2 separate regions of the Homo sapiens genome follow, and region 2 is linked to region 1. A link is a contact called in ENCODE Hi-C data. All regions are on one chromosome and are shown on one strand. Each heading gives the region's core, a stretch centred on a gene start or an enhancer-like site at or near the end of the contact. The rest is flanking DNA. Distances are from core to core; before and after follow the strand shown.

Evidence for each region. Hi-C counts contacts between places; a loop is a spot of excess contacts on that map. Pooled maps may share reads with other maps.
Region 2: a map of gastrocnemius medialis shows a loop between it and region 1 (15-fold over the local background). The contact joins the promoter of DPYD here to the promoter of TMED5 in region 1. A Hi-C loop is called at or near these places in 2 of 168 maps with a recorded cell type or tissue (gastrocnemius medialis and naive thymus-derived CD4-positive, alpha-beta T cell) and 7 of 50 pooled maps.

What each region holds. Positions count from the first base shown.
Region 1 is chr1:93,178,022-93,182,526 of GRCh38, forward strand. It overlaps TMED5 (transmembrane p24 trafficking protein 5), which reads right to left and starts at 2,392. Exons shown (of 4, transcript NM_016040.5): 1 at 2,033-2,392. The coding sequence starts at 2,221. CCDC18 (coiled-coil domain containing 18) reads left to right here and starts at 2,703. Exons shown (of 29, transcript NM_001378204.1): 1 at 2,703-2,831. RefSeq lists enhancers at 1,773-1,922, 2,793-3,002 and a silencer at 2,453-2,732.
Region 2 is chr1:97,918,854-97,923,358 of GRCh38, forward strand. DPYD (dihydropyrimidine dehydrogenase) reads right to left here and starts at 2,181. Exons shown (of 23, transcript NM_000110.4): 1 at 2,031-2,181. The coding sequence starts at 2,069. RefSeq lists a silencer at 1,987-2,386.

The DNA.
Region 1 (4,505 bases), core at 1,142-3,641:
CTATTTCACTAGCCCTCTAGTTAGTTTCCTTGACTCTAATTTTGCTCTCCTTAAATCCATTTTCCACACTGCATCCAGTGATCTGCTTAAATCTTAAATGGACTTGTACAAAATTAAGGAAAACCTACTCAGCACGGCAAACAAGGCTATGATTCATGCTTAATGACCCCAGCCTTCTGGCCTCTCCGATGTCCTTTTCTGCTACTCCCACCCTAGACTTTATATGTCTTAAAGTCTAATACAAACTCAGTACTTGTAGTGTCCACTACACACTAACCATCCCCACTTACACTATGTATTTTAAGAACTATGGATCTTTTTGTTCGCTTTTCTGAAATGCCCCTTGTTCCTGGCATTTTCGTCTCAATTAAGCATCTTTCTGGATTAAATTTTATTTTCTCCAGGAATCCTCTTCTGAAACCCTTAGAAGTGACCCTCCTCTACTGGTACTTAGCCATCCTTTATTGAAATTACCTGTTTATGAGCCAGTAACCTTTATTAAGCTCTTTGAGAAGAGGGATTCTTTCTTTCTCTTTTACCTACATCCCGCACAACCCAGCTCCCCCTCCGTCTCCCCCACCTCCATGCACAATTCCTGGCACGTGTTAACTGTTCAGTAAATGTTGAACTTTTGAACTTTACTGGAAATCAAGAAACACTGAGTTTTAGCCTCAGTTTTGCTCACTATGTGATTTTAGATATTTTATTCTCTGTGCTTATCGTGTGTATCTATATACAACTTAATCCTAAAGTTCCATCGTATAAAAAATTCTACAACTTTTTATTTTGCTCTGTATGTGACAGTACCTGGTATTTAAAAACAATTCTCTACATCAACTTAAAAAATTAACATTTGATGATTATAATTAACTTCTAAAAAACTGAAAGATGAAACACATCAATGCCTTTTCTTTCCCCCCTGTACTGCTACCTGAAAACATCGGAATTTGCTGTGGAACGAACAAGATTTCTTCTAAGAAATTACCCCCTACCACCATGACTACATAAAATAAGGTAATTCCCAGCAAGAATATTATGCAGATACTAAAAAGAAAACATGCTAGGCATGGTGGCTCACGCCTGTAATCCCAGCACTTTGGGAGGCCGAGGCGGGTGGATCGCCTGAGGTCGGGAGTTCGAGACCAGCCTGGCCAACATGGTGAAACCCCGTCTCTACTAAAAATACAAAAATTAGCTGGGCATGGTGGCGCACGTCTGTAATCTCAGCTACTCGGAAGGCTGAGGCAGGAGAATCGCTTGAACCCGGGAGGCGGAGGTTGCAATGAGCCGAGATAGCGCCACTGCACTCCAACTCTAGCTTGAGCAACAAAGCGAGACTCCGTCTCAAAAAAAAAAAAAAAAAACAATGACACGAGGGAAATGCTTACAATGCTCAATGAAAAAATGAAAAGAAAGGTTATAAAGTTTTAATATACGATTTGATCTTTTGAAAATAATGGATATATAACTTAAACGGAAATGTATCATTAAATATAGCAACAGCGTCTTCCAAAAAATTTCAAAATCGGGCTTAATGCCAATTACACGATCATAATCCAAAAACCCTTAACTGAAGCAAAGACAGTGATTTGTAACATCTGAACTGTGTGAAAGGGGTGGGGGTGATTCAAACAAGTGTCATCACCTTGTCCAATGATGAAGGAGAACGTGTATCAGTTCTGCATTGTGAAATTCTCAGTATGAGAGCGTGTAGTGGCTAAGAAAAGCAGTGGGCGAATTAGGAAACAAAGAGAAAAGCCAGCGACATCACCAGTTCTGGCCTCCTTCCCACCGGAGGAAAGGGGAGAAGGCGGGTAGTCATCAATTCCAGGTCCAGCCTAAGTTCTGGGTCCCCGGCCCCAGCGAGAGCCTCGCCTCGCCTCGCGCGCCTGCGCGGAGCGGGCTGGCTTCCTGAACGGCCCTCGCCTCTTCACCACCAGGGCCGTCCACCAGAAGTTTCTAAACGGGTGAGAGGCGACAACGCAGTGCAGCTGGGTTAAAGGAAGGAGGCTGGTTTATCCTCCGCACTTACTTGGTACTCGATCTCCAGCGAGGCCTTCAGGGGCATGGGCTGGTAGAAGCACTCCTTCTGGCCGGCGGGAAGGGTAAAGGTGAAGTCGCTATCGAGGGAAGGTGTGAAGCCGGCCGCCCCAGGCAGCAGCACCGGAGGCAGAGCGGCCAGAAGGAGCACGGGGAAGGGCAGCCAGATCTTGTCGCCCATCCCTGCTGGGGCGATCCCGGGCTGAAAGAGGCGTCAGGTACTGTTGTCTCCGCTCCGCGTTTCCTCTCTGGACTCCTCGTGGTTGACAGGGAAATCTGGAGTCTGAAGAAACTCCAGGTGGCGGCCGCGGCGGCGGCGAACACTCCCTCCGAAAGAGAAGCGCAGTTCTCCAAAGGGTAGGGACTCTGGGCGGGGCTAGCAGTCCTATTCCGCAACCGCCTCAGTCTCGGCCCCCTCAGGCCAGGCGTGAGCGCCGCCCGCCTCTCCCCCTGACGGCCTCCGGTTCCCATGGCTTCCCCCACCAATGGGCATCATGGCGGTAATTGTGGGAAATGTAGTCCCGGGCGGGCTCCGCTAGTGGGCTCGGGCGCGCTCGCCGACCACGATCCCCGGCAAGCCCCGCGCCTTCGGCGGCGCCTCACGCAGTCTGCGCCGGGGCGGGGCAGTGACCGGGTAGGCGCGTCCCAACGGCTCCCGCGGCGGTTCGAATTCTGTGCTGCCGGGGTTCGCTGGTTCTCCGAGTTGTGTCCGAGGCTTCCACGCGCAGGGGCCCGGGAAAGGGTCAGAGGCTTCCTAACGCAGACTCGAGTGCGAAGCGCGCAGTCGCCGGGTGGGTCTCTCCCCAGCGACGATTTGGGTGGTGAGCGACTGCGCCTTGGCGTGGGGAAACCGGCTTACCTGGGGGAGTTCTGTTCCTTTCCCTCCCGGCACCTTGGATGCGCTGGGACTGGTCCTCGTGGTTGCTGAGCATGCTGCTCTGAACGGTTGTATTTTATTTGATGAAAAATAGGAGGCCGGGCGCAGTGGCTTACGCCTGTTACCTCAGCACTTTGGGATGTCGAGGCGGAAGGATTGCTTGAGCCCAGGAGTTCGAGGCCAGCCTTGGCAATATGGCGAGCCACTGTCTCTATAAAATTAAAAAAAAAAAAAAAAAGAGGAAACTGTCACTTCCGTCCCCCACCCCCGCCCCCGCTTCTTTCAGACGGATGTAAGATTAGCTGTGTCAAGCGATCTTGAGACAGGAGACTACTACATAAAGTTATGACTTCTTTCCAAAATGAGGAATCTTTTTCGACTACAGCCCATTGTATCACATACATAGGGTATAAAAGAACACTTGTCCTTCGTTTGATGGGTGTGCGTGTGCAAACCTACAAACACATTGTTAATTAGGGCCGAAAGATGATGTTGTTAAGGTCGGTGAGTAGGATGATGTGCTTTTCTAGGTATGCATAGTCAGTGAAGATAGCCTTTTTTGGGTAACTACTGTAAATTGAAGTTAAGGACATTCATTTGACAGTAAATGTCCCACTAGGAAAATGAAAACATTTTAGTATCAAATATATTCATTGCTACTGCAGAAGAGTTAGGGAGTTCTTTCTTTTTTTTTTGAGACCGAGTCTCACTCTGTCGCCCAGGCTGGAGTGCAGTGGCGCGATCTCGGCTCACTGCAACCTCCGCCTCCCAGGTTCAAGCAATTCTCTGCCTCAGCCTCCCGAGTAGCTGAGATTACAGGCGCTCGCCACCACCCCCGGCTAATTTTTTTGTATTTTTAGTAGATACGGGGTTTCACCATCTTGGCCAGGTTGGTCTTTAACTTTTGACCTCGTGATCCACCCGCCTTGACCTCCCAAAGTGCTGGGATTACCGGCGTGAGCCACCGCGCCCGGACTGGGAGTTATTTCTTGCATGGCAATACACAGATGTTGAACTAAAACCTGATTTAAGATGAAATATATAGTACCAAATGGTATTATAGAATTTGCCCAATTTTCTCTACCCTTTTCTCCTTCACCATCCTACAGAGAGCTAGAGATGTTGAATAGGTAAAGCAGGATGGGGACCTGATTTATTGACTTGTCTGCGAGAGTCTTGTCACTTAAGCAGAAGCAAATTTGTGGAAACAAAAAAGGGAAAGAGGATAGAACCAGTTTGTCTATTAAGATTACATAGTATCTCATTTAATTTCCTGCCACTTTCTTTCCATAAGGTGGGAGTTTTCTTTTTAATCTTCCTCCCTACATCTGAGAATTTTTGAGTGGGGAATAAATGTAACATACCATTCTAACTGGATGAGGGAAGGAAGGACAGTTTAGTATTCGTTAATTCATTCAAAATATTGAGCTTCTCTAAGTACATTGCGGTCCTGAACGTAATGCACAGGACTTTTAACCTTTTGGAACTTGGGATGGGATCAGAATGCTAAGAAGGGCGTTGAAGGAGATGCTACAGTGAAAAAGGTAAATGGGATCTGAAAGAGGAATGTAATTTTAAGATTGCGCAG
Region 2 (4,505 bases), core at 931-3,430, 4.7 Mb after region 1:
ATTACTTGCTTATCCATGTATTTGAAGCTAAAACAATGATCACAATCAGATCTCTAGACAATGGTTGTAATGAATTTGTTCAAGAAAAGCATTCAAATTTGATGGAAAACTGAGCCTTTATAATTCATTCTAATTCTTCAACACAAAAATGAACTTTGGTAAATCAATAGGATCAACTGAGGCATTTATGCTTGAATGTGCTCCCCTAAGCTTAATGTATTTTTCCTCACTGCATTATATTTTAATGATTAATTTCATGCTCTTTCATGGTATTCTAGCTCATGAATCACGGGTATTACTTTGAGGGAAAAGTAAGGTGCTGTGAGTGATGAAAGATGTTACTGATTAAAGTGTTGCACATATGAACTACATAAGAGCTGAAGGTGTTTGAACACCAGCAATCTAGATTAAAAGTAATATTAGGCAAACTGGCCATATAGACTAAGGTTGAATTGAGTGGAGGGAGTGGGAAGGATGGGCTTCTTAAATGTTCTTAGTTGAAACAATATATGAAATCAAGCTTGGCATTCAATGTTTCACTGGCATCTTTCTCCTCAGTAGAATGTAAGAACTGATTTCGAAGACAACTGCAGAGAAAGAAATCAGTTAAGCAGATAACACACCATTCTGAAATTAAAGAGCCAAAAGCCACCCATCCTAAGTCAACTCCGATATCTTAAATCAATACTGCCTTAATACTGTCAGAAGCTTGTTTTTCGACTTAGTAAATAAAATTTTTTAAAAAGTTAAGTCAAAGTCACAAGGACCAAAAAGGAATAGACTACCCTAAATGAAATATAGAAAAAGACAAGTATCTATTATCCTGCACACAGATGAACAACTATTTGTTAAATATATCATATTGCTCAATATCAAAAAGTCAACTCTCCAAAACAGAAACCAAAAGTAAACTAACCAGAGATGTCCACATAATACACTTTGGCTCTTGTTACTAAAATGATTTTTCAAACCAAGTTATGGAGCCTGGAGAAAACAGGACTACTTCCTCCCAGAATATAAAGTTTCTTCAATTACGGAGGCAAAATGTGGCAAAAGCAGCTATTTTGCAAACAGGTGGTTTGCAAAACTTTTACTTAAGCCGCCAAAAGGACTGACGAAAGGAAAATTTTGTTATTTCTAAAGAAAACACACACACACATAATTTTCTACCAGAGTAGAAGACTCAAATAAAGAAAAGCCCCAAACAAAACAGAAAACTAAAAATCAGTTTGTCTTAGCTCAAAAGTGCTGACCTAGGTTTAGTATGTGTAAAATCACTGTTGATAATTAAATCCTTTTCATCGCATATATTAAGATACTAGAGAGAAAGGAAATGCCATGTCGTTTCAGGTAGGACCTTATTTACATAAAAAAAGATTTTTTTTAACAGAAACGGAGTGCAAGAGGGAATCAAAAACCGTTGAGAGGAGAGAAAAATACAGTTAGTTTTTCTGAGGGCACTGCATTTTTCATGTTCTGAATACTTCGTTCCATTCTCTCCATGTTAAATTATTTCATAAACAATACTATGACTAGAGGCGACTGCTACAGCTGACACACAGATGTTTTATTTCTATGCTTCACCTTTGCAAATAGCAGGATTCAGCTATTGGAAATGGGGGCAGTGGAGGTGTCCAGAAACGACATACAGGAGGTGAAGGGGTAGAACGTGTGGGAAATGGGCACTCCTACCCCCTAGAGTCCACCTCTCTGGAACTCCAGTGCTTCTTCAGTCACTGACATTCAGAGGAGGACAAGACAGGCTTCCTGAAATCTCTTCCGAAGTAAACAGGTCCCGACGCAAAGGGCAACCCCTCCAGTAGCGGAAAGTCCTCCCCTGAGCTCCCCGCCTGCCCACGCGGGCCTGTGGCTCCGCGCTCCTCCGCTCCCCCGCAGAGCTCCCACGGGGGAAACTTTCCCGCGTCTCTCACTCTCCGGGGTGCGGGGGCCGCGGGGGCCTCCCCGGCACCTACCCGCAGAGCACTCCCCACCACCCCGCCACCACCGACGAGCCGGCGCGAAGTCCGTACCTCGATGTCCGCCGAGTCCTTACTGAGCACAGGGGCCATGGCAGTGCCTACAGTCTCGAGTCTGCCAGTGACAAACCCTCCTTGCGTCCTCAAGCTCCAGCCAGAGAGCCAAGTGACAGCAGCCGGAGCGCGAGTCGAAAACAGGCAGACTAGGGCCGGCGGCGCGGGGGCGGAGCGGGCGCGGGGCGGCAACGCCCCCGGGGCGGGGCTGCGCTCTCGGTCCTGCGGCTCCCGCGCCAGGCACGGCAGCCGCAGCCCGGCCTTCCCAGTTCAGCCCGCTCCGCGCCCCAGCCTGCAAGCAGAAGGGAGGGAGGGAGTAGAGCACCCGCTCTGGGGACTGGCCTTTAATCTCTAAACTGCTAAAAACAGAGCTAGGCAGGCGGGGCCAGATAGGAGGGATCCCCAGGCAAAGGTAAAAGCAGTCCGCGCTCCAAGCAACAACTTGCACTTTTTCTTTTCTTCCACAGAAACCCCGCGAGATGTAGATACATTGTTTGAGGGGCAACTGCATTTTCAGGAACTCCTCAAGGATGAAATAGTAGATGTTCCTCCATCCATCCACCAAGTAGGTGGGCGGGGTTTGAGCTGCAGTGGAGGATACCAAAGCACCGGTCTTCTGAGAGTTCACAGCCCCAGCGGGGAGGGGAGGGAGGCGAGCAAAAACATCCACAGCCCGCAGCAGCATACAGGAAGTGCTGCAGGTGGTACATAATCAAGGTTGTCTTTTTGCAGGAAAGTCTCATTTTAATGGTTATTTTTTTAAATATTTTTTATTCTAAAACGTGAAACTCTTTTGAAAAGTTGCTCTTCGTTTTTGCTCTAGAGCTTGCTGAGGAGAAGGGAGAGATTTCCTGTAGAGTTGGTCCCAATCCAGAAAACATTCACCTCGTTTTTTGAGGATATGTGTACTCCAGACCTCTCTCCTTTTCTCCCCGCCCCCCCCCCACCCCTGTTAGATGCATCCCACCTCTCTTCTACCATAACACTTTCTACTTCCGTTAGGACATTTGCGGCACTCCTTCATGCACTTGGCTAGGTAGTGACACCTTGGAGTCAAGTATTTCTCCCTTATTATTTTTTCATTAGTCCATTCATCGTTTTATTCAACGAATATGTTTATTGAGCATTTTCAATATGCCAGACACAGACACTGTGCTAGGTTCTCCGGATATAGTCTTCAAGAATACACATCACTGTCATGGAGATTATACTCAAAATAAGCAAGTAAGAAAATGTGATGCCTGCTTGTAAGATAAAAGAAAAATAGGACAGAATAACTAGGGTATGGGTACCTTGCGTGGTTGAGAAGGCTTCTCTGAACAAACCATCAGATTACCTTCCAGAACCTGGAAATTACTAAAAGACAGATACATTTTTCTTGAATCAAATATTAACAGACACTAGAAAGTTAAATGGAAACCTTAGAATCATCTTTGACTCCTTTATCCTTATTGCCTCATTTAATCTATGCCCAAACTCTCAGAAGTCAACCTCCTAAATAGATTTTGAATCATTCATTTCTCCATTTTGCTGCATCCACCATGGTCCAAGCTACTGGTATTCTAGCTTCTATTCTTACCTCATATCCATACCAGATTGAGCTTTAGAAAGTATTAACTGGCTCATGCCATACAACGATACATCCACACACCCAGGTACCCATGGTATAAATCCTTCAATGGTCCATTGCAGTCAGAATATAATACAAACTCCCTAGTAACCGCTGAATAACCTGCTCTACTCCGCTTCTCCGCCACTCTTGCCCTGACTCATTATGTTCCAACCACAAGGTAATCTTCTCATCCTCCATCCACTTCTCTACCTTTGCACATTGCCCTCCACTTGGAGCTCTTCTTCCCCTTCTACTCATCATTTAGGTCTCACTGAAGCCTTTATGATCTAACCCCATCACCAACAAAATTACACCCACTCTGTCTTTTTCATTATATTTCGTCTTCATAGACTTTTCAAATGTTGTTTAAATATTTATTTGAATGTGATTCATTTAATATATGTCTTCTATTTAGAGAGGAAGCTCCAGGAAGAGGGGGCCCATGTGTACTTTTATTGTTTACTGGATACTCAGTTCCTAGCTCAGGACTGAAGCATAAGAGACCAAGAACACTTGGTGATTGAATGAACAGAGTACATTCGTTTATACACTGGGCAGTTCATTTTAGAAACTTTAGTTTCTCTGCATCACATATTCTCATTGTCCTACTTACTGCTGAGAAATAGGTCACAATATCTATCAATGAATTTGTAGTTAAAATGGGTCAAAATAACTACTTATCTTTTCATGGAGTAATGTTCCAAAGTCAGATGTTCCTGCATCTCCCTACAACCACACCTTACCCACTTACTCTAGATCCTCTTGGAGATATAGAGAGATAGATAAATCTATCTATATCTATTTTTCTATCAGTCTATATATATAAATACACATATAAACACCCAAATACATACATACATATA